3 separate regions of the Mus musculus genome follow, and regions 1 and 3 are each linked to region 2. The links are chromatin loops, found by intact Hi-C in ENCODE. Cell type or tissue: heart. All regions are shown on one strand. Each heading gives the region's core, and the rest is flanking DNA. Links, peaks and the distances in the headings are about the cores only.

What was found. Peaks named below come from ENCODE experiments on the same cell type or tissue, not always from the same donor. Only the 100,000 strongest peaks of a DNase experiment are listed, where the experiment ranks them.
Region 1: a loop joins it to region 2, with 2.9 times the contacts of the local background. A loop is called at or near these places in 10 of 42 quality-filtered maps.
Region 3: a loop joins it to region 2, with 4 times the contacts of the local background. A loop is called at or near these places in 6 of 42 quality-filtered maps.

Annotation. Positions count from the first base shown.
Region 1 is chr3:89,443,199-89,453,703 of GRCm38, reverse strand. It overlaps Pbxip1 (pre B cell leukemia transcription factor interacting protein 1), which reads right to left. Exons shown (of 11, transcript NM_146131.2): 3 at 10,456-10,505; 4 at 10,188-10,252; 5 at 9,949-10,108; 6 at 8,025-8,252; 7 at 7,889-7,912; 8 at 7,531-7,613; 9 at 7,293-7,424; 10 at 5,439-6,658; 11 at 2,752-5,031. The coding sequence ends at 4,938. Among named protein-coding and RNA genes, the nearest start is that of Pmvk, 11 kb to the left of the region's middle. In heart, for the core only: a CTCF peak has its summit at 4,031 (motif pointing left); DNase peaks (open chromatin) are centred at 3,943, 4,423, 4,603 and 4,913; H3K4me3 peaks cover 838 bases; H3K27ac peaks cover 4,039 bases.
Region 2 is chr3:89,391,546-89,402,050 of GRCm38, reverse strand. It overlaps Zbtb7b (zinc finger and BTB domain containing 7B), which reads left to right and starts at 8,673. Exons shown (of 3, transcript NM_009565.5): 1 at 8,673-9,016. It overlaps Gm15417 (predicted gene 15417), which reads right to left and starts at 10,187. Exons shown (of 2, transcript NR_040403.1): 1 at 9,545-10,187; 2 at 3,272-4,092. It overlaps Lenep (lens epithelial protein), which reads left to right. Exons shown (of 2, transcript NM_020517.4): 2 at 1-155. In heart, for the core only: CTCF peaks have their summits at 5,489 (motif pointing left) and 7,376 (motif pointing left); DNase peaks (open chromatin) are centred at 5,570, 7,200, 7,410, 8,260 and 3 weaker places; H3K4me3 peaks cover 4,392 bases; H3K27ac peaks cover 4,416 bases.
Region 3 is chr3:89,454,675-89,465,179 of GRCm38, reverse strand. Pmvk (phosphomevalonate kinase) reads right to left here and starts at 6,062. Exons shown (of 5, transcript NM_026784.3): 1 at 5,716-6,062; 2 at 3,235-3,298; 3 at 732-884. The coding sequence starts at 5,810. In heart, for the core only: a CTCF peak has its summit at 8,279 (motif pointing left); DNase peaks (open chromatin) are centred at 6,089 and 8,269; H3K4me3 peaks cover 1,965 bases; H3K27ac peaks cover 2,341 bases.

The DNA.
Region 1 (10,505 bases), core at 35-8,034, 53 kb before region 2:
TACAGAACAGACAAGGCCACACAGAGTAATCATGTCTAGAAAAACCAATCAACAAACAAACAAAAACAAGAAACAAAAGAAAACAAAAAAACCAACACCCCCTCCCACAAAATAGTAAAAGAAGCAGTGGCCCTCCCTGTGGTTCACGCCTGTAAACCCCGAAGCTAGGGCCAAGGCAGAAGAGCTACTGATGGAGGCCAACCTGAGTTGTCATAGAATAACCAAAAGGAAATGAAAGAAAGCTGAGACGGAACAGGGTAAGGAAGAAATTAAAAAAAGAAGGTGGCTGGAGAGATGGCTCCACGGTTAAGAACACCAACTGCTCTTCCAGAGGACCCAGGTTCAATTCCCAGCAACCACATGAGTATATGTAACTCCAGCATCTAACACGCTCACTCAGATATCCATGCAGGGAAAACCAATGCACATAAAAAAAAATTCAAAGGAAAAAAATAAAAAAAGAAGGAAAGAGGGGAGGACTACGAGAGGGAGAGAGGAAGAGAGGAGCCTAGCGTGCCTCACGAGCTTGGAATCCTGGCTTTGGGAGGCTGAGGCTGGGCTGAGGCAGTGGGAGCAGGCCAGCTTTAGCTATACAGTGAGTTCAAAGCTAGGCTGATTCTATAAGACCCTGACTCAAAAACATCAGGGCATGGTGGTACATCCCTTTAATCCCAGCACTCATTTGAGGCAGAGGCAAGCAGAGGCAAACAGGTCTCTGTGAGTTCAAGGCCAGCAAAGACTACATAGTGAGACCTACACAGTCTCACCCTTCCCCCACCAACCCTCTCCCCCCACAAAAAGGAAAGGAAAGAACTGATACTAAAGGAAATGTTCTGAGTATCTGTGGGTTTTTCCTTGTTATTCCCCAAACCATGCAGTGAAACAAACACTTAGCATTTACATTACCCTGGGCAGCAACGTCAGTAATCGAGAGAGATGTCTTTGCTGCACAGGAGGCTCTGTCTAGGGAATATGCCAGCACCATGACCTTTTATATAGGGAACTAGAGCATCAACCATGGGTAAACATCCACGAATGACTGTACTCCACAGCTTGAAGAGCCCTGTCATGCATAGATCTCACTGCGACTCACTAAAGAGGGGGACTGCCACTCCTAACTTTCATGAGAGTCTAGCTGAACTCTAAGGGAGTACAGACATCTCACCCAGGACCTGTGGGTGATTAAGTTAGAAACCTGACACACTAGAGTTTCCGACCCCAAACTTTCTCAGGCCAAATTTCTAGTTAGGTCTCCTGGGTCCCACAGTGACAGAAAAGGAAGCCATCCCAGAGGGTGGGGCCAACAGACTCAGAATTCTAAGTGGGATTCTGCAGCTAGGGCAAATCAGAGATAAAAGCAGCAAGGCTGGGAGAAACCTGATGTGTCTGGGTTCAGGACATTGCTGCAGTGCAATGGAGAAGCACCTAAGCCCCTGTTGTAAGCACATGAAGGGACCAGACACATCTGTGACCTAGAACCAGGATGAATATAAAGAGCTCCTGCACCTGGGTGCCTTTGAGAGGTTACCATGGCAACAGCTAGCTAGTCCTGAGGTCTGTCCTTGGGCCCAGCAAAGGAGACTGGGAACAGCTCTCAAGGGTAGTATTTACCCTAACTCTCAGGAACTAATAGGGACAGACAGGACCAGAGGTGACTCACTCCACTCCACTTGTCATTCTGTCACAGGTGGAGGGTGAGAGGGAGTATGGTCAGGAGGTTGCAAGAAGCAGAGAGAGAGAGAGAGACATGGGTGGTGAAAGGCTGGGTTGCGGGCATGTGGGGAGCCTGGAAAGGCAGTGAGAACAGATGAGAAGCAGAATCTGAAGGGAGAAGTAACAGGCTATGGCCCCCGGGAAAGCAGTTTTGGGGACTGGCTAACAGAATGATGTTTTCCACTTAAACGTAGAAGGCCCTGCAAAGGGTGTGGCGGTACAGGACTGTAGTCCCAGCCTCTCGGGCCCCAGAGGCAGGAGGATTGAAAGTCTGAGGTCAGGCAGGGATATACAGTAATATCCTGTCTCCAAACAAAAATGGTAAGAGGTGCCGCTGGCAGTAAAACCTTTGCCTGCCACACAGGGCGTCCTGGGTCTGACGCTAAAGAGAAGGGGAGGGAAAAAGAAACAGGACAGGAGAGAGGTATGGGTGAGAGAAGGGAGGCAGGAGAATAAGAGAAGGGGTGGAGGAGGAGGAGGAGATATCGATATCTGAGAGGAAGAGAGGTAAGGCCTGACTACCCTCCACTCCAGCGACACCCTCACAAAGCTCCCAGGGACACTCTGAGGGCAGCAGCCCCCAGAGAAAGGATGGAAAGTCACCGCAAACACCACGAGCTTCAACTAGACGAGTCCCAGCACAGACCCTAAAGAGCCAGCAGGGCCCAGCGCAGCAACAAGCATCTCTGCTCCTAGAATCACTTTGCCCTGCGGTGCTGTCCTCCAGCCCTCAAGCAACCACAGGGCACTGCCTCCAGCCCTTCTCACACTCCATCCCACGCACTGGCCCCACCGTCAGAGGAGCGCCTGTGGTCACTCTTCAGTGTCACTATAGGTTGTGCGAGTGAGAGAGAGAGGGACCTCAAGGCCATGGTGGGTATGAGGCCCTTCCCCCATGGGGCCCCAATGTACCTGGTTCCCTGGCCCTCCCCAGCATGCCCCTTGGGTTAATGGCTCTCCTGTCCTTCCTAGCTTGGTAGTTGCAGATGCAGTTCCACTGATAAAGCCCTGAGGGTGTGAGAAGAGAAGAACCAGGCTAGAGGAACTCTGAGACTCCAAAATTTATTATCCAACATGAGCTCTTGACATGGAAACCAGAGGCCAGAGAGCCCTGTACCAACACCATCTAGGAAACCAAGGCAGGCCTGTGAATCCCCATCTCCAGACCCAGCACCCCAACATGCCAGCCTACCTGCCTCCGGCCTTGAGCTTTCACCCAGCCACCAAGGTCACCACATCTGTATAAACAGATCGATCTCTGAGGACCCTTGAGTGAGCAGCAAAAGCAGGGTTAAACCTGCCTTCCTTCTGAGGGACACTGGTCCAGAGAGACAGGGAATATAATTGTCTTTCTAAACCAGACGGCTCCTTCCTGGAGCCCCCAGCCTACAACACTGACCTGTGTAAGGTAATGTGCCTTAAGTCTAACCAGAGCTCCTGCTGCTGCAGATTCCATGCATATTAAAGGGTCTACAGGCCTAGGGCCTCACTACCTGGTTCTCATACACAATAGACTTTTATTTTCAAGAAATGTGGTGATGGGTGATCTTTTTTTGTTTTTGCGTGTATGTTTGTGTACCGTGTGTGTGTGTGCCTGGTGCCTACAGGGCCAGAAGAGAACATCAGATCCCTGGAGACTGAAGTTGCAGACATTTGTGAGCTACCATGTGGGTGCTGGGAATCAAACCTGGGGCTTCTGGAAGAGCAGCCTGTGCCCTCAGCGGCTGAGCCATCCCTCCAGCACCACACAGCAGACTGTTTAAACATTTGTGGAATGAGCCACCCTTTCTACCTGTCTTGTCTAGCACGGAAATTAAACAAGCCACTGCACTTAAAAGCCTTTTAACAGTGACATAAAAGCATTGCTAAATAATTCAAAATCGATTCCAGCACTTTCTAGAGCCTACAGTCCTGTTTTGTTTCCCTGGCTATCCTGGAACTCACTTTGTAGATCAGGCTGGCCTCAAACTCAGAAATCAGCCTGCCTCTGCCTCCCAAGGGCTGGGATTAAAGGCGTGCATCACCATTGCCCAGTAAGCTTACAGTCCTTAATCCCCTCCTTAATTGACCTGACCTGTGTGGTCACTGCCCCCTAGAGTCCCTGGGAGAGTTCCAGAGCTAGAAGCCCAGTGTGCTACCAATGGCGTAGAGGTTTGAACTGAGGGGGCGGGGCGTTCCTGAAGAATAACCAGGGGGATTCTGGGAATTCTTGAGAGCTAGTCAATGGGTAGGGTGTCTGGGGTGTGGGGTGGTGACCAGGGGCAGGAGGGAGAAGTCTAGAGAAATGTGAAGCCAGAGCGCCACCTAGTGGCTCCCTCACCTCTGCAGACCCAGGTTAGCGTGTTCCCTGTCCTCCACAGCACGCTCCAAAAAAGGGATCGATTCTTGTGTGGCAGAAACAGAATGTCTGCTTCCTTGCTTCACTGACTCCATTCCCTTCAGCTCTCTTTCTGAGGATAAGAACACCACACCACACTGCGGAGAATGACCTGGCTTGAGGCCACCCCACCTGGACTGTGAGACAATTGGTGGCTGGACTCAAGGCTAGGCTCCTTGGGGAAGGTGGGCGCACATGGGGAATGGATGGGAAGGCCGAGTGCAGTGCCTAGATTGTGCCTAAACACCAGCGTGGTGACTGCAAGGTGTTCCTTGCATTTAGGGACCACCTCAAGTGACAGAGCCCCGCCATGGTGGGACAGCTCAGGTGGGGAGGTGAAAGCCGCAAGAGGCATGGTGAGGACTCCTCAGGCTTAGGGATAGCTGTCTCCACAGCTAGCTAAACCCCAAGGCAAGTCTGGAGCTAAGTCTCTAACCAGCAGCTCTAGCACAGGGTGATAGGCTCTGCTGTGGACCCAGGATAGCCACAAAAAAATGACAGCTCTCTGACTTCAGAATAAGAGTCCTCCCCAGCAGGCTCCCAGCAGGCCCCTACATGTCACTTAGTACCCAGGGCCTTTATCTTTGCATATGTCTGCTTAGACAGTTCAGCAGCGCCAACTATGGCCTTTTTTTTTTTCTTCTTCTTCTTTTTTTTTTTTTTTTTTAGCAAAAGTGGTACCAGTGCAGGGCCAAGTGCGTTGCTCTCTTCTGTGAAGGTCATTCAAGGGCACCAACGAGCCAGGAGGGGCCCGCTGGACAGTGGGAGCATAGCTGCTAGGGTCACATAACTCCAGGCATCTTGAGCTGGGTGCATGCCAAGGCCGGCTGTTGCAGCAGGACAGGGCTCAGCCTTGGTGGTAGTGGTGCGGATGGCGGCTGTGCTCTTCCCTGGGCCCCACAACTCTGGGGTTCCAGGAGTGCTTCTCCTTCTTTCGTGACCTATGGGGGAGACAGGGAAGGAAGCAGGAAATGGCCTTTAGGAAACAATGCCACATACTGAGATAAGACCCTAAGGAGAAGGAGCCCTGTTCTTCTGGTGGAGGCCAGCTCAGGTGACTGCCACCAAGCAAGGGAGGAACCTGGGCTCCAGGATGAATCCATTGGGGGAGACAAGGGGCCCTCTATGTACAGGCAAGGTGGGGAGGGGGTCCTGGCTCAAAGGGGGACCCCTCAGGACCACTGCAGCCCCTCATGGGAAGATAGGATGTGTACCCAGAAGCCTTCTTTTTGTAAGGCCAGGGGATCAGAAATGAAGAGAGAGACTCAAGCTACAGACCTCTTCATTCAGGGCCCAACGCCTTCAAATCCCTCGGCTACTCTCTCCCACGCCCATCCCCAATTCCCACCTCTTCTTCAGGGCCTTGTCCCCAAAGAAGTGGCCGAAGACAAAGTCCTCAAAGTCATCCACTTCATCATCGTCGCCTGTCTGTTTCAGTGCCACCTCCTCCAGGCTGTCCTCCAAGGCATCCACAAAATCTCTGAAGCGAAGCCGGTCATGCCTGAAGATGCCATCTTCTCCAAAGTAAGCAGGTGAGAGGGGCAGCTGTTTGGTCAGCTGCCCGGCCCAGGGCAGCCGAGACAAGTATTCTCTCAGCACAGAGGCCAGCTCCTGCTGCCGCACAGGGGCCAGCTCCACACCAAAGAGGGCCAGGCCCTCCTGCCGGGCACAGTCGGCCACACCTGAACAGCCCTGAGGGGGTCGGTACTTGCGCCTCAGCAGCTCCTCCCAGGAGGACAGGGCGTCAGGGCTGTTGTCTTTCCCCCAAGAATGCTTCTGCCTTTCTACAGAATGGGAGTTCCCATCTTTCCTAGGGTGTACCTTGGGGTCCTGTCGCTTGCTGTCCTTTCTGCTCCCAGATTCGTCCGCCCGCAGTCTGTCCTCCCTCCAGCGCCCAGTGTGCTCCCGGCCCTCATCCCTCCAGCTCCTTTGCCTCTCCTGGCCAGACTCCTCCTTCCTCGGCTTCCAGTGCTCAGCCTTCTGATCCCTCTGCCCACCGCGCCACTTCTCCTTCCCACCCCACTCCCTGGGACTCTGGGTGTGAGGCTTCTTCTGGTGCCAGGCCTCCGAGTCATTGGGGGACCTGCCAGTGTTGATACCCTGATTCTCGAGGTCCTGCAGTGTCTGGGCCAACATGTGACCGAGTTCAGCCAGGCCAGGGTGAGCTGGGGCTCCCCGGCCAGCATCCCGCAAGCCCCTCTGCAGGTCCCAGTGCACAGACCCCAGCAGCTGCCACTGTCTCTGCAGCTCCTGCCTTAGGGCCTTGGCCTCCGCCTCAAGCTGCTTATGCTGCTCCAATAAGCTGGGGTCTGGCTCCTGCCCCTTGTGGCCTTGTTCTTTAGTGGCCTTGCCATCCTGTGGATCTCCACCCCAGTTGAGACACACCCCATCTACACCCCGGACACAGTTAGCCTCTAGCCCTTGGAGTCGGGCCCTTAGCTGCTGCAGTTCTGATTCTAGGGCCTGGTGGGAGGTCTTGCCCTGCTGCAGGGCTTCCCGGAGCCGGGCATTCTCCTCCTCCAGCCCTTTGGGCTGGTGCAACAGGCTCTGAAGTTCTTCTTTCTGAGCCTAGAATGTAGTTAGAAACAGAAGAAAACAGAAGTCGTCCTTGTCAGGGTGGGCACAATGCCTTCTACCCCGATTCTATTAGAGTGGGCAAGGGCTAGAGATGCAGTTCTGTTGGCAATGAGCCTGTGTAGTGCGTGTAAGGCCCTGGGTGTGAGCCCCAGTGCTGCCTGGAGAGCCAGAAGGGTTCCTCCTCTTCTTCACCCCTTGTCTGGGTCAGTTCCTGAGATGGTCGAATTCTACCCAGCATCTATGTCCTTACACAACAAACATATACTCTTTAGACCCGGCATAGCCACTAGCTAGCTAGCCCTCCTCGTCCCTCTTCCACCCCCTCTACCCAGAGCGGACGCTGTGCATTGATCCTAGCACTTAGTATGAGCCTTGGCGTGTTCTTCAAATGGGAAGACCCTACTCATCACTCAGAGGTGATCTAGCATGTAAACCAGGCACACCGGCCCTAACACAGTCCTTAGCATGAGGGAGGCAAGCAAGACTAAGAAGATGCCCTCACTACAGTGGCAAAGGGCGAGGCTCCAGGGTCAGGTGACTAGGGAAAACTCCCTCTGGGGAAGCCCACTAGGACATACTAGGTAAAGGAGGCCAAATGAAGACCCCCCCCCTTGCTAGGGCCCACCTGTAGCTGAGCCTGCAGCAGCCGGATATCCTGGTTCTCCTTGGCCAGCTTGTCCAGCAGAAACCCCATGCTCTGCAGGCTGGGGACACTGTCTGGTGGGACACTTGAAGCCTGCAGGTGCTCTATCTCATCCTGATGATAGAAGAGCAGCTACTTCATGCTTCCTCCCAGGCAGGGCAACCCAGCTCCTCCCCACCAGTGCTCCCCACACACACACCTGTGGAAAACCCATACGCACCTGCCTGTTCCCCAGAGTCTCTACCAGTTCAGTCTCCGGCCCGGTTTCTGGAAAGACCTGCAACTCGGCTTCCTCCATGGGCCCTGTGGGTTAGTGAGCACCTGAATCCCTGGTCCACAGAGCCCATCACCCCTCTCCCAGTTACCCCTCTTTCACTGAGCACACTCCATGACCTGTCACACACCCCATGGCCTGTCGTCCTGCTGAGTTAAAGGGATAAATGGCACCCTGAACAGCTGATAAGTTCAACAGCTGAAGAAATAACATACACCTCTAAACACCTTACCTGAGAGCCTCTCCCCATACAACACACATTACCACCCAACACAGACAGAAAGCCAGGGCCTCTCCTGCTCACCAGTCTCGGGCTCCAGCAGTGTACCTGAAAATGAAGACAGTCTGGTGAGGCCTCAGGGAAGCAGACAGAGTTAGGTGTGGACAGGGCAGTAAGGCAGGGCCAAAGTCAGACTGGAGGCCCAGCCAGTGGTACTCACCAGAGAACAGGAGGATCCCCAGGCCCAGAAGAACCAGGGCCCCCAGGAAACACATGTTGAGGGAGATGCCCAGCTCTCCACCTATACCCTCGCCCTTGGCCTGGTCCTCCACATCTACGGGTACCACGGGCTGGGATGAGCTGGGCTCCCGGCCCCTCCGTCTCCGCAGACCCTCCACATCTACATCAGTGTCGTCGTCACTGCTGGAGCAGCGATGCTCTTTCCAAACTGGAGGAAGGGAAGAGGACAGGGCAGTGAGACAGGCAGAGGTGACACAGGGACACAGGGAAGAGGAGGAAGGCACCAGGAGGCCCAGCCCTGGCCACAGAGAAGGCACAGGAAGACTGCCCACTCAAGCTGCGTACTAACGGACCGGCCCTGTCCAGTCACTGACAAACATCTACAAACACAGGAGCCATTTCTATAAAATCCTTCTTCTTCCAGTAGGCCTCACATCAAGTTTCTATGCAGGATCCCACCGTCCTGGGCCCCCCGCTAAACTCCTTGGCCACTGTGCTCTTTTGGCTTTTCTCAGTCCTTTTCCCTCATAACCTCTCACCCACCCCACTCTCCTCCCCTCCATGGTCTTCCCAGCGTCCCAGGCTTGCCTCTCTGACTTTTGTGTCCTCTAGTCACATTTTTCAGGGTCTCCCCTTCAGGGGGACATTCAACACACTACCCTCCGACTCCATCTTTCCTAGTGTGTCCCCGTACCTTGGGTTCAGGGAGAGGCACACCAATGCCTTTCTGGTTAACCTCAATCTTCCCTCTCTAGCCCATGTCAGATAGTCGGACAGTTCTCCACTTGATGGACTTCATAGTCAGTAGACTCTCTCTGCAGGCCTCACAGTCCCTGCCTTAGGTCCCACCTCAGCCTCCCCTGGCTATTCGACAGAGATGGAGGGTGTGGGGAGGTGTGTCTCCTATCACCTCTGCCACTGCCTTGGACAGACTGGGGACTAGCCCCAGTCTTTTGTTGGTGCCATGTTGTGGAGTGTTTTCTCCTGACCTACTCTATGCTCAATACGCTTCTCAAATGTCACCTCCCCTTGTCCCTGTCTCTCCCTCCTTCTTAGCCACCACCTGACGGAGCTGTCTCCCGCCCACTCCTTCAGGAACTGTTGCTGAATCGCATGTCCTTTCTGCATCCCTCATAGTCTGAGTAGCTCTGTGGCTTAGGCCAGTCAGCTTCTTACACAGTCCCTCCTGAGCCTCCCACCTTCCCTCACCATGGATCCAGAGCCAGCACAAGGAAAGGACTCTGGAAATAAAGGGTTTGTTCGAGAACAGGTTCATGACCTGTAGGTCGAGACCCTTTAGGAGTCAAATGACCCTTACACAGGGGTTACCTAAGACCATTGGAAAACACAGATATTTACATTATGATTCAATTACACATATGAAGTAGTAATGAAAGTAATTTTACGGTTGGAGGTCACCACAGCATGAGGAACCGTATTAAAGGTCACAACATAAACCGGGCAGTGGTGACACATGCACACGCCTTTAATCCCAGCACTCAGGAGGCAGAGGCAGGCGGATTTCCGAGTTCGAGGCCAGCCTGGTCTACAGAGTGAGTTCCAGGACAGCCAGAGCTACACTGAGAAACCCTGTCTTGAAAAACCAAAACCAACCAACCAAACAAACAAAAAAATTGGTCATAGCATTAGGAAGGTTGAAAACCACTGCTCTAGAAACAAGAAAAGAGGACACCCGGCAGAAAGAATCAGCCAGCCATGGGCCCTCCTTCAAGCTCCCTAACTTCTCTTGTCTGGAGTTCCAGACAGGTGTGAGCTGGCATGTGGGTGCTGGGATTGAACTCAGACCCTCTGAAGGGCAGCTAGTGCTCTTGACGGCGGAGCCATCCCTCTACCCCTCCATGCTTTCTAAAAGGTGGGCAACGGAAGGCAAGATAGCCCCTGACCTGCTCTGGGACTGGAGGGTAAGTTCTGTGGATGGATCTCACTCTCCAGGTCCTGTGTGTCTGGTCCGAGGCTCGTCGCCACAGGAGTCTCCTGCGAATCTTCCTGGACCACTGTGTCTCCAGGGGCCTCCGTCCCATGACCATCGGCTCCCAGAGTGCCCTGATGTGGATGAGGCTGTGAGGCGTGCTCTCTCCACTCCCCCCCCCCCGCCCCCACCTGCCCCAGGGAAGCACCTCACCTTGGCCGCAGACTCTGTCAGAACAGCAGTTTCTCTCTGGGAACTTTCCGTCTGGAAAAGCTTCTCTGTGATGGAAGATGAAGCCCAGAAAAACTCACAGCCCTGAACTGAACAGTGCAGCCCTTTAGCACCCACGGGCCACAGCCACTTCAGAGAGTGGCAGCTCATAAGGCCAGACTAGCAAGCAAATAACGTAGGTGATCACCCTTCCCCCAATTAAAACGATAAGAGGACAGGTTACACCCAACCCTCCATGAACCCCCATTACCTTCTCCATCCAAGGTCCCAGCTAATTCTTTGCCATCTGCCTTGGAGGAG
Region 2 (10,505 bases), core at 1,191-9,190:
GACTGCCCCTGAAATGCCTGGTAATCACTCCACTATAAATATAATAAATAGGCCTCGAGGCCAAAAATTCTGAACATTCAAAGGGGAATGAGGGCATGTGTGCTTGGAAAGGGCTTAGAGCCAGAGAGCAGGAAGAAGGACAGATCTCGGGAGTAGTGAGACCAAGAACCAGCTTTGCTGAATCTCTGTTGCCAGGAGGGAAGAGCAAAACAGAAAAGCCATGTTCCTCCCAACTTTTGTGCAGAGAGGACAGAATGGAGCAAGCCCTATTCTATGAGGCCTGGGATGCTAGGATGAGGACCCAAAGACTCAGCCTTTTCCCAGAAGATGTGACCTAGGCAGCTCCCTGTCCTAAGGAACACGGGAAGTGTACTCAGCTAGTCCCAGTTCAGATACACTAAGACACCCTAAGAGAAAGCACCCATGAGGTCATACCACCCCTTCAAGCCTGTCACAGCACACGTGTGACAGCACATAATCTGCGTGAGTGAATGGCCTCCTGACTTGCCGTTGGCAGCCACCAGCACTTGCTTTCTTTGAACTGTTAGCAGCCTGTGCACATGCGTATACATCAACTTGTTCATGCGCCATCCCCACCCCACCCCCATCCCCACCCTTACCCTTAGTAGCACTCTTTGGCCTAGCCATTGCCCACCTCTTACCTGCAGCACTGACCCGTAGGTAGTATATAGCTCTCTGCCCCATCTCCTGGAGCCAGCTCTTTTTTGGCCTTTTGCTTAGTTAGCTCCTTTTTCTCTGGGCCTGTTTTTATTGTTGGTTATCTGGTTGGTTGGTTGGTTGGTTGAGTTTCCGTGTTGGGGACTGAACCCAGGACTTTGTACCTACTCCTCTCCCTATACCACAGCCTGATTTTTGTTGTCATACAGATACTATATGTACTAGTTGTGGTAACCCACACCTTTAATTCCAGCACTTGGGAGGCGGAGGCTGGAAGATTTTGAGACCATCCTGATCTATACAGCACATTCTTCAGTGAATAAGTGAATATGAATTGGATAATCAAATGTTAAAATTAGTGAAAGAAGCAAAAAAAAAAAAAAAAAGATTTTTTGTTTTGTTTGTTTTTTCAAGACAGGGTTTCTCTGTATAGCCCTGGCTGTCCTGGAACTCACTCTGTAGACCAGGCTGGCCTCAAACTCAGAAATCCGCCCGCCTCTGCCTCCCGAGTGCTGGGTTAAAGTCGTGTGCCACCATGCCCAGCTAAAATAAATATTTTGCTTTTTTGAAACTGGGCCACTCTTTAGCCCAGGCTGGTTTTGAACTTACTGTGCAGCCCTGGCTAGCCCCTTATTGGAGCCAGGGCTACACAATGAGACCCTACCTAAAAAGAAATGAACAAATACTTTCTAAAGAAATACTATATGCCTGGGCAGTCAGGAAGCAGAAACAGGAGTGTCTCCAGTGCGACACCAGCCTGGGGCTGTACTTCCAAGCTATCTCTGGGTACATAAGAAATCTGTCTCAAAATAAATAAAGAAAACAAAAATGTCGGGATATAGTTCAGCAGTGGGATGCTGTGCAGGGCCCTGAGATCCCCAGCAAGGTAGGTGTGTGTGTGTGTGTGTGTGTGTGTGTGTGTGTGTGTGTGTTTATGTGTGTGAGTTGTGTGTGTGTGAATGAGAGTGTATGTGTTTGTGTGTGTTTGTGTGAATGAAAGTGAGTGAGTGAGTGAGTGTGTGTGTGTGTGTGTGACTGGGAGGATCACATGGCAATGTACACCTAAAGAATTCTAAAAATTCAGGGTAGTGGCTCATGCCTAAGACCCAAGCATTTGGAAGGCCATGACAAGAAGATTGCCTCAAGTTCTAGTCAGCCTGGGCCAGAATGAAACCCTGACTCAACAAACAAACAGAAAACAACAATAAAATTCTGGTCCCTGGAGGTAACCAAGAGATGATGTACACAAAGACAGCATATTCACTGCTAACAAATAGAGATGTCTACTGTCTACCAGTCTGGGTGCTTTGGATAAGCAGGAGCCAGAGTCCTGTCCTTGTGAAGCTTGCGTTCCAGTCGGTAAGAAACACCGTCACACTGTAGAGTTACGTATACAGACATGTATACTTAACATATACATGTAGACCAGGCTGGCCTCAAACTCAGAAATCTGCCTGTCTCTGCCTCCCAAGTGCTGGGATTAAAGGCGTGTGCCACCACGCCCGGCTTGTTTTGTTGTTTTCATATACTGTATCTCTGTATAGCCCTGGCTGTCCTAGAACTCACAGAGATCTACCTGCCTCTACCTCCTGAGTGCTGGGATTAAACAGGTGTGCCACCATGCCCAGCTCATTGGTTTGATTTCTGAATCAGGAATCCTAGCTGCCCTTGAATTTGTGGCAGTCCTCTTGCCTCAGCTTCCCCAGGCCTGGGACTATAAGGGTGAGCCACCATATCTACTCAGTTCTCCTCTCAACACCTGCAACACGCAGCTCAGAAATACTGCCTGGTTTCTTCTGAGTCTCCTGCCCCAGAACACTGCCGGACTGAGAAAGGTCTGGCCCAGGCAGGGAGAGCTGGTGTGCAGGCAGAGATCCTACCTTCCCATTGAACCTGGGGCTTTCCTTTCTCTAGAGCCTGCCCTCTGCCTGGCCAGCTCTGACTGTTCCCTAATTGAGCCCAGGCTTGCTGCTGCCTTCTTTTCCTTAGAGTCTACGCTGGCCAGTAGAAGTGGGTCCCAGAGTCTGAGGTCTGAGCACAAAGGCTTTTGCTAGAGGAGAGGATGTCTGGCAAAGGGAACTGGCGGATGGAGGCAGCAGAGTCCAGAGCTGTATGCTGTGGGGACAGGTAGTGGGGGGCTGGTGGGAGGAAAGAAAGAGGAAGACTCATGGAGACTCAAAGCAAGCCACAGCTGGAGAAAGCTTTCCCACTTTCTAGACTGGATGATGCTTTGACTCTTCTCACAGCCGGCTACTTCAAGCAGGGTGTGCTGCTCACATTTATAATCCAGTCATCCAGCAAGGGGATTACTTCCAGTTTGGGGCTAGCCAGGGCTGCACAGTAAGTTCAAAACCAGCCTGGGCTAAAGAGTGGCCCAGTTTCAAAAGAGCAAAATATTTATTTTAGCAGGGCGAGATGGTGCACGCCTTTAATCCCAGCACTAGGAAGGCGGAGGCAGGCGGATTTCTGAGTTTGAGGCCAGCCTGGTAAACAAAGTGAGTTCCAGGACAGCCAGGGCTATACAGGGAAACCCTGTCTCGAAAAACCAAACATATATCCAAAAAAAAAAAAAAAAAAAAATATATATATATATATATATACATAATTTTATTTATGTATGCGAGTATGCTTTCTTCAGACACAGCAGAGGAAGGCATCAGACCCCATTACAGATGGTTGTGAGCCATCATGTGATTGCTGGGATTTGAACTCAGGACCTCTGGAAGAGCAGCCAGTGCTCTTAACTGGTAAGCCATCTCTCCAGCCCGAAAATCATTTTAAATAAATAAATAAATAAAAGTCTCAAGCTGTAGCTCTGTCCCACTCACTGTGTAAATGAGGCTGGCCTCAAACTCAAAGAGTTGCCTGTCTCTGCCTCCTGAGTATATTTTTTAAAGTATACTTTAGGGTTGGCAAGATGGCTCAGTAGATGAAGGCACTTGCTGTCAAGCCTCCTCATTCCAATCCCCAGGACAGGACACACATGATGGGAAGAGAGAACCAACTCGTGCAAGCTGTCCTCTGACCTCCACACCTGAGTGAGTGTCTGTGTGCTCAGGAGGAAAAGTAAACTTCAAAAGTAGGCAGGCTGGAGTGTGGTGGTGAAACCTATCTCAGAACCAAGCAACAAACAACCCTACAACAAAAGTAGGAAAGATAACTAATGTTAAAGGGGATTATTTCACATTAACTTGAATAAACAGGCCCAAGAAGGGAAGCGATTCATCCCAAGGTCAGAAGAACAACACTCTTTAGTAGAACAGACATTCAGTGCACCCACGTTTCCACATCTCAACTTTAGGGCTTGCCAGGTGGGTAGCACACACACATCTATCTTCCCTTCGATTCCGGAAGCTGACGTGGGCAGTTTGATCCCCGGAGGTGGAGAACAGCAGGAGCGATATAGTAAGACTCCTATCCAGAAAAGAAGAAAAAAAGAGAGAGAGAGAGAATCAAAATCAGGATTCCTCGTTAACCTTCCTTCCTCATCTGATTGGTTTAATTGAGCCAGGCAGTAGTGGCACTCAGCACTCAGGAGGCAGAGAGGCTGGCTGATCTACAAACCTACTCTACAAAGTGAGTTCCAGGACAACTAGGGTTACACAGGGAAACCCTGTCTTGACAAACAGAAAAAGAAAGAAAGAAAGAAAGAAAGAAAGAAAGAAAGAAAGAAAGAAAGAAAGAAAGAAAGAAAGAAAGAAAGGAAGGAAGAAAGGAGGGAAGGGAGAGAGAGAGAGTTTAGTGGCCCAGGAGGCAGAGGCATCCCTCCTAAGCAGAAGCTGATTCCCATCAAAGCTCCAAGATCACTGTGTCCTTTACTCCTCGGACCAACTTAAGGTCCCATCTAAATACCTTTTGACTACAATGGTTTCCTTAACAAGAACTTTCCCATTTTTCTTTTTTTTTTTTTTAAAGATTTATTTATTTATTATATGGAAGTACATTGTAGCTGTCTTCAGACACTCCAGAAGAGGGAGTCAGATCTCGCTACGGATGGTTTGTGAGCCACCATGTGGTTGCTGGGATTTGAACTCTGGACCTTCGGAAGAGCAGTCGGGTGCTCTTACCCACTGAGCCATCTCACCAGCCCTCCCATTTTCCTAGAAGAGAAAAAGACATGTGGCAACTTTTCCCAATGCTCTCACCCCAAAAGAGCTACTCAGGCCTTGAACACTCTAGGCTTCAGGAGCCTAGGACAGGGTGGGTAGAGAAGCAAGATACCAAGACAGAGAGGGGAGTTACTGCCTGCCCTGGGCTCCTTGAGGCCCTCTAGCAGGCACAATAGATAGGGGTCTCTTTGGGGTTGAAAGGAGCAGACTAGACCAACAAGCTAGAAGTGACCTTCAGGTATCACAGCAAGAGAAAAGCCTTCTATCCAAAATGTCTGTAGGTTACATTCCAGGTAGAACCAAGGGTGCAATGTGAGAGACAGAGTTGGGGGTGGAGCACAAAGAGGTAAGAAAGAAATCACAGTAAGATGAATCTGAGGGCCAAGAGGGACAGCCCCACATTTTCACAGCAGACAGAGAGGAGAAGCTGGCAATCACACATCTGGGCACAGACACCTCTAGGCACAAGGAACAAAGCTCTCATTTGCATTTCGTTTACATAGGAGTTATTTCCCCATCCCTACGAAGAAGCCTCTGGCTTCTCAGACTTAAGCGTCTTTCCCCAGCCTCCTAAAAAGTATCCATTCCAATCAGTTAGCTACGCACAGCTCCTTACTTATCTGGCCTGGTCTGAAGAACCGCTACCCTAACCCATAACTGGAAGGGGTTTAGGAGCCTTTCGCCACCTAGTGGCAGGTAGGAAGCAGGCTGCGCGCAGAGGGGTTCTGTTTTGCCTGTCTGGGACGTGGAGTTTTGGAAAATGTTCCCCGGAGCTTCCTGAAGCTAAATTTACCTCCCCCAGCCCTGGGGGGCGCAGAGATCCCAGCGGCGATTAGCACTGCGCTGCAGCGGGCTCCAGCCGAGAGGCCCAGAATAGGCGCGCAGTTATAAATAGTGCTACCCGCAGGTGTGGGGGGTAGTCGGCGGGAGGGGGTACCCTTGGCAGCCACCGCCTCTTCAGGTGGGTTGGGCGGTCGCGGTAGGGGTTCTGGGGGGCGGCGGGAGGGAGGGGGCTGCGGTCTGAGCGCCCCCAGCGGTTTCCTGGGCGGCGGGTTTTTCGAGGGAAGCGGAGGCAGCCGCGGGAAAGGGGCGGGGGAGCAGCGATTAGGTGGGCGCCTGGAGCAGACCGAGGAGCTGCTTTCAGCTCAGTGCCCCCACCAGAAACAAGCCCCCAGACTCACTTTAGGACCCTGACATGGAAAGCCTCGCCTCCAGCCGCACACTTCCTCCGGGACTCTGCAAACTTGTAGCTGCTCAACTCTTCTGTGTACTTGGACCAGCCAGTCTCGAAACCAGGCCGCCACCCAGAGTCACTATTCCCAGCCTTAGTTATAAAGTCCTTCTTGCTGCGGCTTTTATCCTTCTCAGGGCAAACATCTCATTCTCGGGGTATTTACTCACCTACTTCTCTCGTGCATTAAAGTCTAGAATCTAGAAAGTTGCCTGAAGATGTAAGTCTGAATGTGAGGATGGGGGACGCTCACCAGGAAGCCCCTGCACACCCCACACTTGCCTTCCAGTTCTATAGCAGCTCAGGTGTATATGGGATTGATATGGGGGTCAGGGGAGACGCCAGATTCCCAATAAGGGGGCGGGGTTCCACCAGCGCTTCTTGGCCTCGGTCTCTGGTTTGGCAGTTACGACCCAAAGCGGGGGAGGGGATTTAGACAGAAATTTCAAGTCCGTGTTCCCCCAACATGAAAGGGAACTAATAACTATTTGTACCACAAGGAAAAGCAAACATGGAAACATGAAATGGAAAAGAGCCACTAAGGAACTAACAGTAGATTTCCAGAACTGCTAAAGAATGATAATCCAGCCGCAGAAAGACCCGGGTTGTGTCTAGCCAGAAGCAATTCCAGAGGCAGGGGTGGAACAACAAAGCGGTTCGCGTCTAAGTCCCTTAGAGCTAGTGACAAGACCCTCACTCTTCTGGAGCCCTGGGCCACTTTCCTACCCTCTCCCAAATCTTTTTCCTAGATCTTGTACCCTTCTCGTGAAAGCAGTTTTCCCTCCACTTTACTTAGGTGTCTAGTACTGTTGCCTAGCACGGCTTACTCCCTGGTCAGCAGGACCCTGACAGTAGAAGGAAGGGAAAAACCCTAGTCCAGACACATCTTGCTCGGAATCCTTCCGACAGTCCTGCGGGGCCGCTAGGAAAACCTGGAGCAAAGATCAGACTTGACCTAGGGCGTGCTGGTGTTGGGGGCGGGGGAAAGCGGGACAGAAACAGATAGGAAAACCCGGAACGGATTGCTTGAGCCAGAGTTCCTCATGCTAGCCACTGGTCCCTATTGCCCCCCTAATTCTCCAGTGAGATAATGTCTGGGGTGAGGGGCTGTTTAGTTTGGCTTGAGCCCTCCGGGGCGCCTCACACTTTCCGCCCCTGGCTGAGGGGCAGAGCAGCGGCCTCGAGGCTGAGTCATGGGGGGGGGGGGGGGGGGAGAAAGAGGGAGGGAAGGGCCGACTCCACCCCTCCCCCTGCTTGGGGATCCCGGGTCAGCCCGGGTGAGGGCCAGGGCCCCCCTGGCACCGCCCATTGTGGTCCAACAGGTTGAGCTGGTGTCCTGCGGAGCCACCTGCTGGAAAGGGAAGGAGGCCCCCTGCGGAGGGAGCTGGGAAAGAGAACAAGTCCGACCCGGTTCCGCCTGGCCTGCTGCTGCGAAGCCGAACCTGGTCCTAGAGAGCGGGATTTGACTCCGTTTGAAACGAGTAGGAGGGGCCCTTTTGGGGTCTATAGCATCGCCAGCCCAGTTGTAAGCGTCCCTCAGAGACTACCATTCTTTGGGTCGGGCACTTAAATACGAATACCGGTTTTTCCCAAACCCACTTAAGCAAACATCCTAAACCACCCAGGTCTCTATCGTCACCTCGGGGTCTGAGTGAATCTGCGCCAAGATCCCTCCACTGTAGGGTCTCAGTTTCTCCACTAAAAGTACCGGCTGGTTGAAGGCAAAGCGTCGGGGCCCCAGAGGGAGCGCACCTCCCCCTTCCCCTTCCCAGACTCAGTCCCTCCCCTTTGAAAATGCCAAGGCAGCAACGGGCACTGGCTAGAGCGCAAAGGCTCCTTGCCCCGGGCACTGTTCCCTCCCCGCGGGGCGCCGTCACGCGTGGGGAGGGACACAGAGTGCCCACAGACTCGACTCCCCCGCTCCCTCGGAGGGGGATGGGCCAAGAGGCTGAAGCTCAATGTCTAGAGGTTCTCTCTCTTCCTGGGGCTCTGACCTGGTTAAAGCCCCTCGGCAGGACCCCACTCTTTCTAAATTTTAGGTCTTCATCCCCAGCAGCGTATCCGTAACCTCTCATACCATTCCCTCCCCAGGTGGTGACCCTACAGAAGCCCCTCTTGAAAGAGAGGAAGTCCCTGAGGGGGCTGCTCCATTCCCTGGCCACTGCGGACACTGTCTTCGGCCTCCCTCCCCTTCTGGTTTCTGGCCAGCCCAGGCTCCACCCCCTCCCTGGATGAACCCTAGGCGCGTCCCACATGGGATAGGCGGGTGTTCAGGCCAATGGATGGGCAGGGCGGTGGCGTGCAAGGGGTGGAGCTGGGCAGCAGCAGAGGGCTGGACGGGGGTCGGAGGCGGAGCTCCAGTTAAGGTGGACCGGAGGAGATAGTGGTAGAAAGCAGAGAGGGAGAGGGATCGCGGCAGGTGAAGGGAGTTTGAAGGAAAGAAGGGAAAGGAAAAGGGTGGGAAAGGCTCAGGGAGCGAAGCAAAATCTCGGAGAAAAGGGACGAAAAGGAGGGAGGGACCCATATGCTCCCTGCTGGAACTAGCTGTTGGAAGAGGTGGAAGTTTATGTCCTTATTGGGCGGAGGGAGGGGGTGCCTGGGGGGGGCGGATGAAAAACCAGGAAGTGACAGAGGGTGTTGCTAAGGGTGGGGGGGGAGTTTGGGGGTGGCAGGGGCGGGGGGAGGGAGGGGAGGGATGGGGGGAAAGCAAGAGAGAGGACAGGTGAGACAGCAGGACAGGTGAGGCGGGCCTTGGGGGGGGGGGCGAGTGGAAGCCAGGTGAATGTACGGCTCTCCGCGGCCAAGGGGGGGGCGGGCAACAGGAGGAGGCAAAGGGTGGCGGAGGAGGAGCCCCCCAGCAACGAGCAGCGAGCCACTGACCGCGGCCTTCTGACCAGGACCGGAGCAGAGCCCCAAGCCCCCCAGCCTGGCGGGGGACGCGCTTCTTCCTACACCCTGTGCCTCTGCAGCTCCAGCGAACGGACCCAACGGCTGAAAGGTAAGTGAACCCCACTTTTTGTCCCTTGGCTCGGGATACACTAAACTCGAGCCTACTGCAGTGTCCTTCGTGCGTCCTGTGAGACCCCTGTACACACACGTACACACACACACACCAGATTTCAACCAGTCGCATTCCCTGTAGCTTTCCTGGGTCTTTGGAATTGGTTTTAACTTGGAGGAAAGGTAGAGAACTATGGACTATTGGCCTCCCCCCAACTCTGAGCGGAGGGTCTCCAGAAACTTTCTTTGCACTTCTAATATCATACAGACTGTGAGCTACGGGATGGAGAGGGGGTGAGCTGCACTGAACTTACCCCTACCCCCAGTCGCTTTTGTGACTTTAGGGGGAGACCCCAGACCCGACCGAATGGAGGGAATGGAAACCCTGACGGACTATAACTAGGACAACGCGTGTCCCCACCCACCCACCCAGCTCCGCGCCCCCCTGGCACGGTGGGCTGGACCCAGGCCAGTGGCACGGGGGGTGGGGGGCAGCGGGAGGAACCGCGGCTTGGGGGAAAGTTACCGGCTGGACTATTCGGTTTCTTGCGCTTCCAGAGCCGCGTCGTCTCTCCAGCGGTAGTGCGGCTCAGCAGGACGACCCCTCTGCCCCTCCCGCTCCGCAATCACATTCCGGTCTCTCAAGCCTCAGGCCCACCGCCACCTTTTCAAAGTCAGCTTTTGCTCTCACAACTCCAGTGCGAGGGTGGGTGATAAGAACTCGACCTACCAGCGGTCTTGCCGCCGGCGCCGGCGCACCTGCCCTGAGCAGAGTGGGGGTCGCTGTGTGGTAGAAACCTAGTGCGCACCGCTGGCCGAGGTTGGCCATTCAGAGGGGTGGGGGGCGCTGCTTTCCATTTCCAGCTTTCTCTCCCCTCCTCCCACCCCACCCAAGTAAGAGAGCGACGTGTCCTGGCCAGAGCGGGGGGGGCGGGAGTGGGGGGGCAGCGTGGGCAGCGGGTTGTGCCCGGACACGTGCCTGCCCAGGCGCCCCGGCCCTGCTAGTGTTTGGAGAGAGGGCGGGTCCCCTGCCCCCCGCCCCGCACAACCCCCATGTATCAAAGGGCGGCTGAGACGTGGTGAGACCTCGGGGCGCCCTGGGGGGGCGGGGGGTAAGGCGGGGAGCCTGGGTCCGGAGCAGGGGAGGGGCAGAGGCGCCGGTGCTAGCTGACCCACAGGAAACGAGCACTGCTGACCTAGTTTGGGACACCGGAAGTGGGTGCTGGGGAGAAGGGGAGACCGGCAAGCTGTCCTGGCTTCCGGGCCAGGTGGAGGGCGTTCTTGAATTGACCCCCTCCCGAATGCCTTAGAGACCCCTAGCTGCAGCTGAGAACGGGAATGAGTCAGCGCAGCTATTTCTCCTTCCCCCAACTTATTCCCAGAGGAGGGGACCGTTTATCAAGGGTTGGGGGGAGTCAGATTGGGAAGTGAGGAGTTAAATAAACCAAGATAGGAACTCTCTGTTCCCTCGAGGCAGTGTGTGTTTT
Region 3 (10,505 bases), core at 2,369-10,368, 62 kb before region 2:
AAAAAAAAAAAAAAAAAAAAAAAAAGAAAGAAAGAAAGAAAGAAAGAAAAGACAATGGTGTATATCAAGGAAGGCTTCCCAATGGAGGTGACATGAAAAGTGTCAGAGTAAATCAGGTAAAAAGGTCAGGAAGGGGCAGCTGGGCAGGAAAAAGACACGCAAAGGCATGATCTGCTAGGTGTGGTGGTACACACAGTTAATTCAGGCACTTGGGAGGCAGAGGCAGGTGGATCTCTGTGAGTGTCTGGGGCCATCCTAGTCTACAAAGTAGCTGGCCCTGACAACATAGTAAAACATTGTCTAAATAAATAAATAATAAAACAGAGAGAAAAGAAAACAGAAGGGAAGGCAAGAAGGAAAAAAAGCAAAGTCACAAGTACATAACTGATGTAAGAGACGCTGGCGGCTACAGCTCTGTTAGGATGGAGAGGAACTCGGGAGCGCCAACATTCACATCAAAACTCGGACTTTACTTGTGTTGGGGGGGGGGGCGGTTACGAGCACATTCTCCACATTCCACTGATACACTTTTTACTTTTTAAGTCACCCTGGCTTACTTTTTAAGTCACCCTGGCTCCTGTCCAGAGATGGCCTACAGAGGCAGGAGGACTTCTGAGATGCTAGAGAGGTGGGCGGAAGGACATGGACAGAAGGTAGCAGTGAAGATGAGAGATGGCCCCAGGAGAGGGTTGGGAAGACCTGTTTTGTACGCCAAGGCCGAGCCCCCTTACCCAGATAGGCTGGGACACGCCTTCCACAATCTTCCGGCAGAAGAAGCCTGGGTCTGCCTGGCGCTTCTGCTCCCCCCAACAGATCATGTCCCTCCGATAGGTCTCCTTGTAGGTGCTCGCATCCAGAAGTCTCTGGAAGTCCAAGCCATGCTCCTGCAATGCAAGTCCATCTATGACACAGTCCCACCATCCTTCCTGAAGCAGGAAGGATCAGTCCTACCTGGCACCTCCCTGCAGTCACTAGCCAGCTTGGACAGTGACAAAGGCAGTCAGGAGGCGAGCCTCACAAAGGGAGACCCCCCCCCCCAAGATACCCAAAACTGGGAGGTCTTAGATAATTCCAAAACTGTTTGACATGTATGGTGTCATTTTCTCTTCTGAGGGTTTCCTCCTCCCAATTACTTCTGGCTTAAACTAATCTTGAAGTTAGTTTGCAAGCCCTGGGCACAAACTTAGCCTATAGTGTTCCAGTCAGAAATCTTGTGTCCTTCTGGCATCTTTTGCCTCCATGAAAAACCCCAGAGAGATATGTCTCCCTTCTCCTTTCCCATACCCAACGTCCTGGCACTTGGCTGAAATAGCATTGCTTCATTTGGTTCTGGGCATTCCTAGGACCTTGTACACCCAGAGGAACCCTCAGACAGGAGGGGCTACCCTGACCCCCAGGGAGCTGCTTCTAAGCCTTCCCTCCTCTTCTCCAGAGACAATGACAAGCAAAGGCTCTACCTAGAAGGTGCCAGAATAGAAAGGTAGTATCCAAAATATAACCCATAGCCAGGAGGTGGTGGCTCACACCTTTAATCCCAACACTCCGGAGGCAGAAGTGGGTGTATCCCTATGAGTTTGAGGCTAGCCTGGTCTACAAAGAGAGTTCCAGGCCAGCCAGAGATATATAGGGAAACCCTGTTTCAAAATAATAATAATAATATTAGTAGTAGTAGTAGTAGTAGTAGTAGTAGTAGTAAAATAACAACAACCAAAATTCAAAAGAGATGCATTTGTTTGCAATAAAAATCTCTTCTCTGGATTTCTGAGTTCCAGGCCAGCCTTGTCTACAAAGTGAGTTCCAGGATAGCCAGGGCTATAAAGAGAAACCCTGTCTCGGAAAAAAAAAAAAAAAAAAAAAAAAAAAAAAAACCAACAACAACAACAACAAAAATCTCTTCTCCTCCCCTCTTCTTCTCCCTGTGCCAGCCAGCACTGCGGATCCAGTGGCATCTTTTCCAGCAGTACAGAAACTCACATCTGGAACATCCCTCACAGCTGGAACAATGTTTAAAGGGGCAAGAAGCACTTCATATATGTACCTAAAGAAGATATACTTTTTTTTTTTTTTTTAGACAGGGTCTCACACCATAACCTGGCTGGCCTGGACTCTCTTTGTAGACCAGGCAGGCCTCAAATTCACTGAGATCTACCTGCCTCTGCCTTCCAAGAACTGAGATGAAATGCATTCACCACCAGGTATAATTCTAATTCTCAGTCATTAGTATGGTTTGTCCCCACCAAATCTCCTGTTTAGCCTTGTCCCCAATGTGGTGGTATTGGGACATGGTGCCTCTGAGGGATTGTGGCTCTTAGAGAGGACTAATGAGTTTCCACTTCTGTGGGACTGGATTGGTCACCCTGAAAGCAGGTTAATATATACGGCTCCAGGCCTCTCTCCTCAGTCCTCCTACCACGTGATCTTCCTTTTGTCCACTGTCCTCCCACCATAAGGCCCTCACCAGAAGCTAAGAGAATGCTAACACCATGTTCTTGGACCTTCACAACTGTGTGTTATATATCTCTTTTCTGTACAAAGTACCCAGTCTCAGCTGCTGTGTTATACCAAAGCCACACTGACTAGGCCCATCTGCACACTGCTCTACGTCTCGCTTTCTGCCCACCTAACCATGTGTCCTAACAGTTCATGTGCCTAAACTTCTTTGGGGGAAAGGTGTGTACCTGTGCGTCTACACGCGATTACAGGTCGGCAATCTCAGATATTGCTCCATCCACCTTGAGGTTTTTATTTTGTTTTTGAGAAAAGGTCTCCCACTGGGACCTAGACCTCACCAATTAAACCAAGTTGGCCGGCAAGCAAGCTACAGAGATCTGCCTGTCTCTGCCTCCCTAGCGCTGGGATTACAGCACAATTGCCTGGCTTTTTCTGTAGGTACTCAGGATAGAAATCAGGTCACAGCAAGCATTTTATCAACGGCACCCTCTTCCCAAGCCCCGAGAATCCCAGGGTTGCATCAGGCCAGGTGGGTAGCAGAGTATGCCAGTGTGACATAGTTGAAGAAAGGGGATTATAGTACAGATCCTGTAAGTTACGAGGCATCAGAGCTGCCAACTCAAGCGCCTACAGCCCTTCCTGGACCCCTTCCTTTTCTTGTTTGTCTGTCCTTAAGATAGGACATCAGATCTAGACTCTCTTGAGCCAGTGACTCAAGCAGTAGCCATTTCTCCAAGAGCAGGCTCATCCCAGCGCCCCCAGAAGCCACAAGCCACCACCTACCCGAGCATACTCCTCCTTGAGTGGACCAGAGAGCCGCAGGAGAGCACAGATGTTACCTCCAAGTCTATGGGACAAGGAATCAGACCCAGTTAACCCTGCGCTGCCAGCAGTCTCCAGTATCCAAAAGAGGAGCGTAGTGCCTCTGTTGCTCATTTCTACCGTAGGAATTTCTACTCTTGGCCTCCCCTTCTCTGATCCTCTTTGCTCACTGATAAAATAATAGCATCATCTGCCCTACCGTCACACAGGACTATTACAAAAGTCAAAGGCATATAAAAGAGCCCTGAACAGGCAGAAGGCATTAAATAATTGCCATAGGAAACTCTAGACCTGCTGATGTTCTGGTTGGATCAGGTTTATGCTGGGACTCCAAAGGCAGCATAAACCTCTCAGAGCCACAGAGACCTTAGTAAACGTTGACCTGGTTACCGCAACATTAATAATTTGCCCTTTTGAGATACTCAGTGTACTTACAATTGTTTCCTGTGTGCTATGAAATAGGTGCTCCCCGCTTTAAAAAATCATTTCTGGGTGGGGGGGGTCAGAGGACAACTGGTTTGACAGCAAGTGCCTTTGTCTGCTGAACCACCTCACTAGCCTGGTTCTTGTTCCAGATGAAGAAAATGAGGATGAGTGAAGAAAGTTAACTAAAAGTAACATTGTGCCAGGTGGTGGTGGCGCACACCTTTAATCCCAGCACTTGGGAGGCAGAAACAGGCGGATTTCTGAGTTCGAGGCCAGCCTGGTCTACAAAGTGAGTTCCAGGACAGCCAGGGCTACACAGAGAAACCCTGTCTCGAAAAATCAAAAAAAAAAAAAAAAAAAAAAAGAAAAGAAAAGTAACATTGTGGGTAATGAAACAGTAAATTAAAATAGCCAACACTGTATTCCGGGACAGGCTGGCTCCTTTGATTCTTTTAGCCATCCCATGTAATGCCCATTTAACAATAGCAGAACTTGACTAGAACAGATAAGACATCTGCAGTACACCATCCACTAAGCACTGAGCCAGGCCGTGAACTCCCAGCAGCCGAACCCCATCCATCGTCTAGGCTTCCGGCTGTTCTTCTGCCTATGTGTGGAGCTAAGAACAAGTAAAGTTTAGACACCGATGGTGATTATTTAGTGGTAAAGGTTTGGGGTAAGAACCTCAGCCCAGGGCTCCCCTGAACCTCTTGGAATGGCTGTGGTACCTCACACGTGGTGTCCTGACCACCTTGCCCTTGGAGAGGAGCCCCAGCATTCTCTCTCCCCCTTCTCTGCTTTCCCAGCCCAAGTTTCCAGAAGAAAACAAAAAACAGTGTTTCCTAGAATATTTTCTTATCACTTAAGAAAAATAAAAGGCTGGGGGAAAGGCGAGCCTCAGAAGCCTGACAGTCTTAGCTCAACCCCGAGAACCATGCTTTCTTAAAAGCTGAAGATGGGCCAAGTGTGGTGGCACATGCCTTTAATCCCAGTGCTGCTCTTCTTACAGACCAAGGCTCTATTCCCAGCACCCACATGAAGGCTCACAACCATCTGTAACTCCAGTTCTGGGGATCACCTGCCCTCTTCTGGCTTCCAAGAACACTCGCACACACCAAGGCACAAACCCACACCCATCACATAAACACATCTTTGAAAATAAATATCTAGAAAGGAAGGACAGAATGAGTGAATGGTGTTTCCAGGCAGGGCAGAGTGAGTGAACGGTGTCTCCAGGCAGGCCAAGCTGAATTTAAATCCTGAGTTTGCTACTTTATAACCCTAGCAAATTTAAAAATTTTAATACTAAAAATTCACCATGTTGTCCACTCTGGCCTTGAACTCCTACATGTATGAGCTCTCCCTGCTGCTGGACCACACACACACACACACACACACACAGAGACACACACACACAGAGACACACACACAGACACACACACACACAGACACACACACACAGAGACACACACACACACACCAGGTTTTAGCTCCTAAGGGCCCCTGCTTCTGCATCTGTGACATGGGATTGCTAATACCACTATTTGGTAAAGAAGCTAAATAGGTTAAATGAGATGATATAGACGCACAACACCTGGCATAGAATATTCCATAAATTCCTGCCATTGCAGGGTGTTCTGGGCAGATTCTCTTTGCAGCAGACACACTCAGGACGTGGTCTTGAAAAAAAACCTTTACAGTCTTGTTAGTCTCCTTATCTAGGCCAGTTACCTCAGACCACAATCATCAAACAGGAATGGCACGTTGAAGGTGCCAGCATAGTAATAGTAGTAATTCATGTTTCTTGAAGGCAGAGCTACATCTTCATAGATCTGCAGTGGCAGTCCCCTAGTTCTTTGAGGGAGATTTGTGCAGGCTGCTGTTTTACTGACCGTGAGGGTCTGCCTTCCCCTGCCCTGTCATCCTGTCCCTCCTTGCCCTCCACGAGCTCCCTCCATAAAGCCCTCCATCACTTGCGGTAGCGCCCTTCCTCGGTTTCCCTGCACCCGCGGACACCTGCTCTTCAGCCTCTCGGTCACGAAGTCCTTCCCGGATTTTCTCTTCCCGCTAAACAGCAGCACCAGACGCGGGGAGGCTCCGAGCGGGGCCATGGTGCCACCAAGCTTCACCAGGCCTAAAGCTGACACTTCGGACCCCTGAAATGCAGCCAAGCACGAAGTGGACCCGCTCAGTAGAAGCAAAAAGGAGGAGGGATCCCACTCCTTCTCCACACTACACAGCCCACATCGAAACCAGCGCGCAGAGAATGGGCGTAGAAACTGGAAGGGAAAGAGCCTTGCAGCCTAGTATCTAAGTACCTTTCCCGCCCCCCCCCGCCCTCCCCCCCCTGCGCAGCACGCACTTAGAACAGTCCACGCCCGCCCAGATGTGACGTCATGGCCCCGCCTTCTCGGCTGACAAGGTGAGCCGAGAGTGACGCTGGAAAGACTAGCCTCAAGTTCCCTTCTACACAACCGGCCAAACATAAAGATAAAGAAAAATAGTAATGTTGAAGGCATTTTCAAATCTGCCTTTTAATTTGTACGTTATAACTCATGCTCTAAAGCAAATATGTGTTTGCCCCGCACTAAAAATAGCTCTTTCCAAAGAAGTAACCAGACAATGACATGATAGGGTGTGTTTCTTGACGTCATAGCGAGGGAGGGGTTTAATGAACAGTATGCTATTTCACTGTTGAAAAGGTTTTGTAACTGCTGAAGCCTCCAGCTGGAACTAAGTGATCTTTTCTTTAGCCGCATACTCCTCTCCAAAGCTTTTCAGAATCTCGAAAAAGAACATTGGTGACATTAGTAACTTAGGTTAAGGAGTTTTGACGCCACTCTGAACAAGATTACCCAATTTCCTCCGGAGACCAACATCCAGCCAGAAGTTGAGAGGCAAAACTAAGAGTGTTCTGACACCTACTTACTGTTATCTGTAGATATAAATTGCTGTCCTACATTTTTCTAAGCTTATCAAAATAAAGCCTGCAGCCTATGACTGCCTCCAGTGTATAAGACTGCAAAGTCTTGTGAAAACCAAAGTGAAACGTAAAGAAACTCTTAGGAAAATCATTTCTTTGCGTATTCGAAAGAGGCTTCGGCGAAGAGATGACTCCGCAGCTAAGAGCACTGGCTGCCCTTGCTGAACACCCACCTAGCCGCTCATAACCAGCTGGAACTGCAGTTCCAGAGGACCTAAAGCCCTCCCTTAGCCTCTGTGGGAACTGCATGCACGAGGTACACAGACATACGGGCAAAACACATAAATCATTTTAAAATAAAGAACAGGAGTGGTCAGGTACAGAAAGAGTGGACCGGGGAGGATCGCCAGAACTGAGGATGTCTGTCTGTTGATAGAGCCTCTGCCTAAGCCTAGGTTTGAGGGCCAGCACTGAATAAACTAGGTTTAGTGGCAAGTGCCAGCCAGCACTGGAAATGGAAGCAGACAAATTCCAGGCCAGCCTGGGCCATAAAATAAAATAAAATAAAATAAAATAAAATAAAGAGAAGGAAGTGAGAGGCTTGGTAAACAGAGGAAAGCAGAACTGTACAACAAAATACTTTGTAAACTTTAAAGTATCCACTCACAGCAGACTGTTTGTTTTAAGCACTGTGATTTCACAGTTTGTAAGTCAGCACATTGTCCCACCTCTGTGCAATAAATATTTCTCTGGGTCCCACCGAAAGCTGGCTCTCACCAGGCCAACGAAGCCTATATAGGGTGAAGTCACTTGTGGCCTCCTGCTCACTAAGCCCTCACTCAAAAGAAATCAGAACTTCCACCCAGAATTCTGAACCTGCCTGACATAACTCACCCCTTCCTTCAGCCCCACCCTGGAATCAAATTTCCCTGGAATTCTAGTCCCAATCACAAAACTTCCGAATGTATTTGCCTAAGCCAGGCAATGGTGGCACACATTCTTGATCTCAGCACTCAGGAGTCAGAGGCAGGAAGATCTCTGAGTTCGAAGCCACAGGGTGATTCATAGCCATCTGTAACTCCAGTTCCAGGGAATCTTGACAGCCTCTTCTGGCCTCCATAGGCACTGCGTGTATATGGTGCACTAATATACGTGCAGGCAAAACACTCACATACATAAAATTAAGTAAGGGGCTGAGAGACTTGTATCAAGGTCTAGACCTCTAAATGATGAAATTAGCTCCATCTGGTTCCAAAACCAGATGTTTTCCAGTCCAGAGTATGAACATTTCCCATCCTGGATATACCTGCCCAGCCCCTTCCCTCTGCTTCTTACCCCAAACTGCATTCCATGCTTTCCTCAGATGCTCAAAAGCATACCAAGTGCTATCAAAGGCAGGGCCAGGAACAATGTGGGTGGAGTCGGGTGGTGTCTCGAATGACTGATCAAGAAGTGAAGGAAAGAATGGGTGCTCCATGGGGGAGACCAGGAGGCCAGGACTTCCCCCTAAGTTAGAGGGGACCTCTATGGATGCATATACCCAAGACTAGGACTGCACAACCACATACCCAATTGCTCAAGGTCCTGGGGCAGCTCCTAGAGGCCCCTTCTTCCCCCTGCCTCCCTCCCAGACCCTCCCACCTGCAGTCCGACCCGCTGCTGCCACCGTGTGGTCACAACCATACTTCTCTGAAAAGAGCTATCTGCAAGAAACAAGAACCAGGAGGAGCCTGACCTGTAGTGCATAGCTCCTCCAGACTCAATTCAGAGTCTAGACTTAAAGACGTGTGTGTGTGTGTGTGTGTGTGTGTGTGTGTGTGTGTGTGTGTGTGTGTGTGTGTGTGTGTGTTGGAGGTGGGGGACTGGAGAGGAGAAAAGAAGAGCACACTCCAACACTCTGGCTGGGCATGGTGGCACATGCCTTTAATCCCAGCAAGAGGCAGGTGGATTTCTGAGTTTGAGGCCAGCCTGGTCTACAGAGTGAGTTCCAGGATAGCCAGGGCTACACAGAGAAACCCTGTCTCAAAAAACCAAAAAAAAAAAAAAAAAAAAGAAAGAGCACACTCGGACTTTTAGCCTGAGCTCAACTGCCCTGGGCTCCTCCTGGCTTGACTCTGTCCTAGCAAACTTTGGGAGCCTGCACAAGTTGCTATTCTCTGGGCTTTCTCCACCTCTGAAAATGATACTCAGTAAAGACTCTTCCAGAGCTGACCGTCTACCCACAAGTCAGAGCCACTGAGACAGAAGCTGGTAGACAGGGGAAATGCTTCCCGGACCAGGAGCCCAAGGAGCAGGGGTTGAAGCTTCTTTTGTTTCTTCTCCAAGTGGCAAGTGACACACAGATCCAGGGAGAGGAGCCAGAGAGAGCACAGAAGGGCTGAATGAAGCTCAGGGGAAGTGCTGGCCCTATAGGCCAGGCCCTGGGTTCTTTCCCAGGCCCTTGCAAAATAACATTATCTGCACATAGTTAGTTCAGATCTGACTGCTTGCTTGACTGTGTGAGATGAGGAAGCCACAGTCTCCTGTGGTCCAAACACTGCTGCCTGGGCCATTGTGTTCTCGTTCTCTCTCTCTCTCTCTCTCTCTCTCTCTCTCTCTCTCTCTCTCCCCACCCCCCAGTGTGTGTGTGTGTGTGGTGTGTTTCTTAAGAGCACTGACTGCTCTTCCAGAGGTCATGAGTTCAAACCCCAGCAACCACATGGTGGCTCACAACCATCTGTAATGAGATCTGACTCCCTCTTCTGGAGTGTCAGACAGCTACAGTGTACTTATATATAATAAATAAATCTAAAAAAAAAAAAAAAAAAAAAAAAAAAGAGTCTCACTCCCTTCAAAATCTATTTCTCAGTGAGCTAAAAGGACAGAAAAGAGGCTGAGCAGTGGTGGCACATGTCCTTAATCCCAGAAGAGGCAGACAAAGATCTCTGAGTTTCAGGTCAGCCTGGTCTACAGAGTGAGTTCCAAGACAGCCAGGGCTACACAGAGAAACCCTGTCTCAAAAAATAAAATAAAATAAAATAAAATAAAATAAAATGACAGAAAAACATTTGAAAAGCTAATGGCTCCGCTGGCCCCTCCTAGCACAATGCCTGGGTGAAGGCCCGCAGCCACAGTCCCAAGCAGGCCGCCCTGTGGGACCTGGCTCTCCAACACTTTCCTCTCCACCCTTAGCCTGGAAGCTTCAGGTTTCTGCCTGTACTCCTGAGTCACAATAGGGTCTCAGCAATGACCTCAGGGAATGACACAGCCCAATCAGCTGGGCATCTCCACGATCAGTGAAGGTTAGTATCTTAGGTTAGTAACAACTTCTACTACCACCCCCCCACCCCACCCCACCCCACCCCGTCCCAGAGGAAGGAAGAGGGTCAGATAATGTAAAGGGCTACAGAGCTTGGAGAAAGGTGGAGGTTGACCAGCCTTATTGTAAACCCAGAACTTTCCCCATCCATCCCGCCCCACCCCACCCCACCCCAGCAAACCAGCTTTTGTTTTCCCTCCCCCTTTCCTGACACTTCTTGAAGGCACTGTCATCCATTTGTCCCCAGGCTAGGAGGCCAAGTGTCCTTGATTCCTCCTTGTCCACATCCCATCCAGCCTGGCCCACACTAAAAGCACCTCCTCAAACAAGCACAGTCCAGTTCCCATTTCCCATCCTCCACCCATTCTTTAGGCTTCCGCTTCCACTTCTGTGCTCTCTGGATGCTTCCCTTGCCCTCCGGTGCCTTTGGGATACCCTCGCCCTTCCTATACAAAAGAGTCCCCTAGGACCCACAGGTTGTTCCCCCACACACACCCCCCACACACACACCCAAGCTCACCTTTGCCCCTCCCACATCACCAAGTCCCTGCTGTCTCTCACCAACTGCCTCCGAGGCCACTCTCC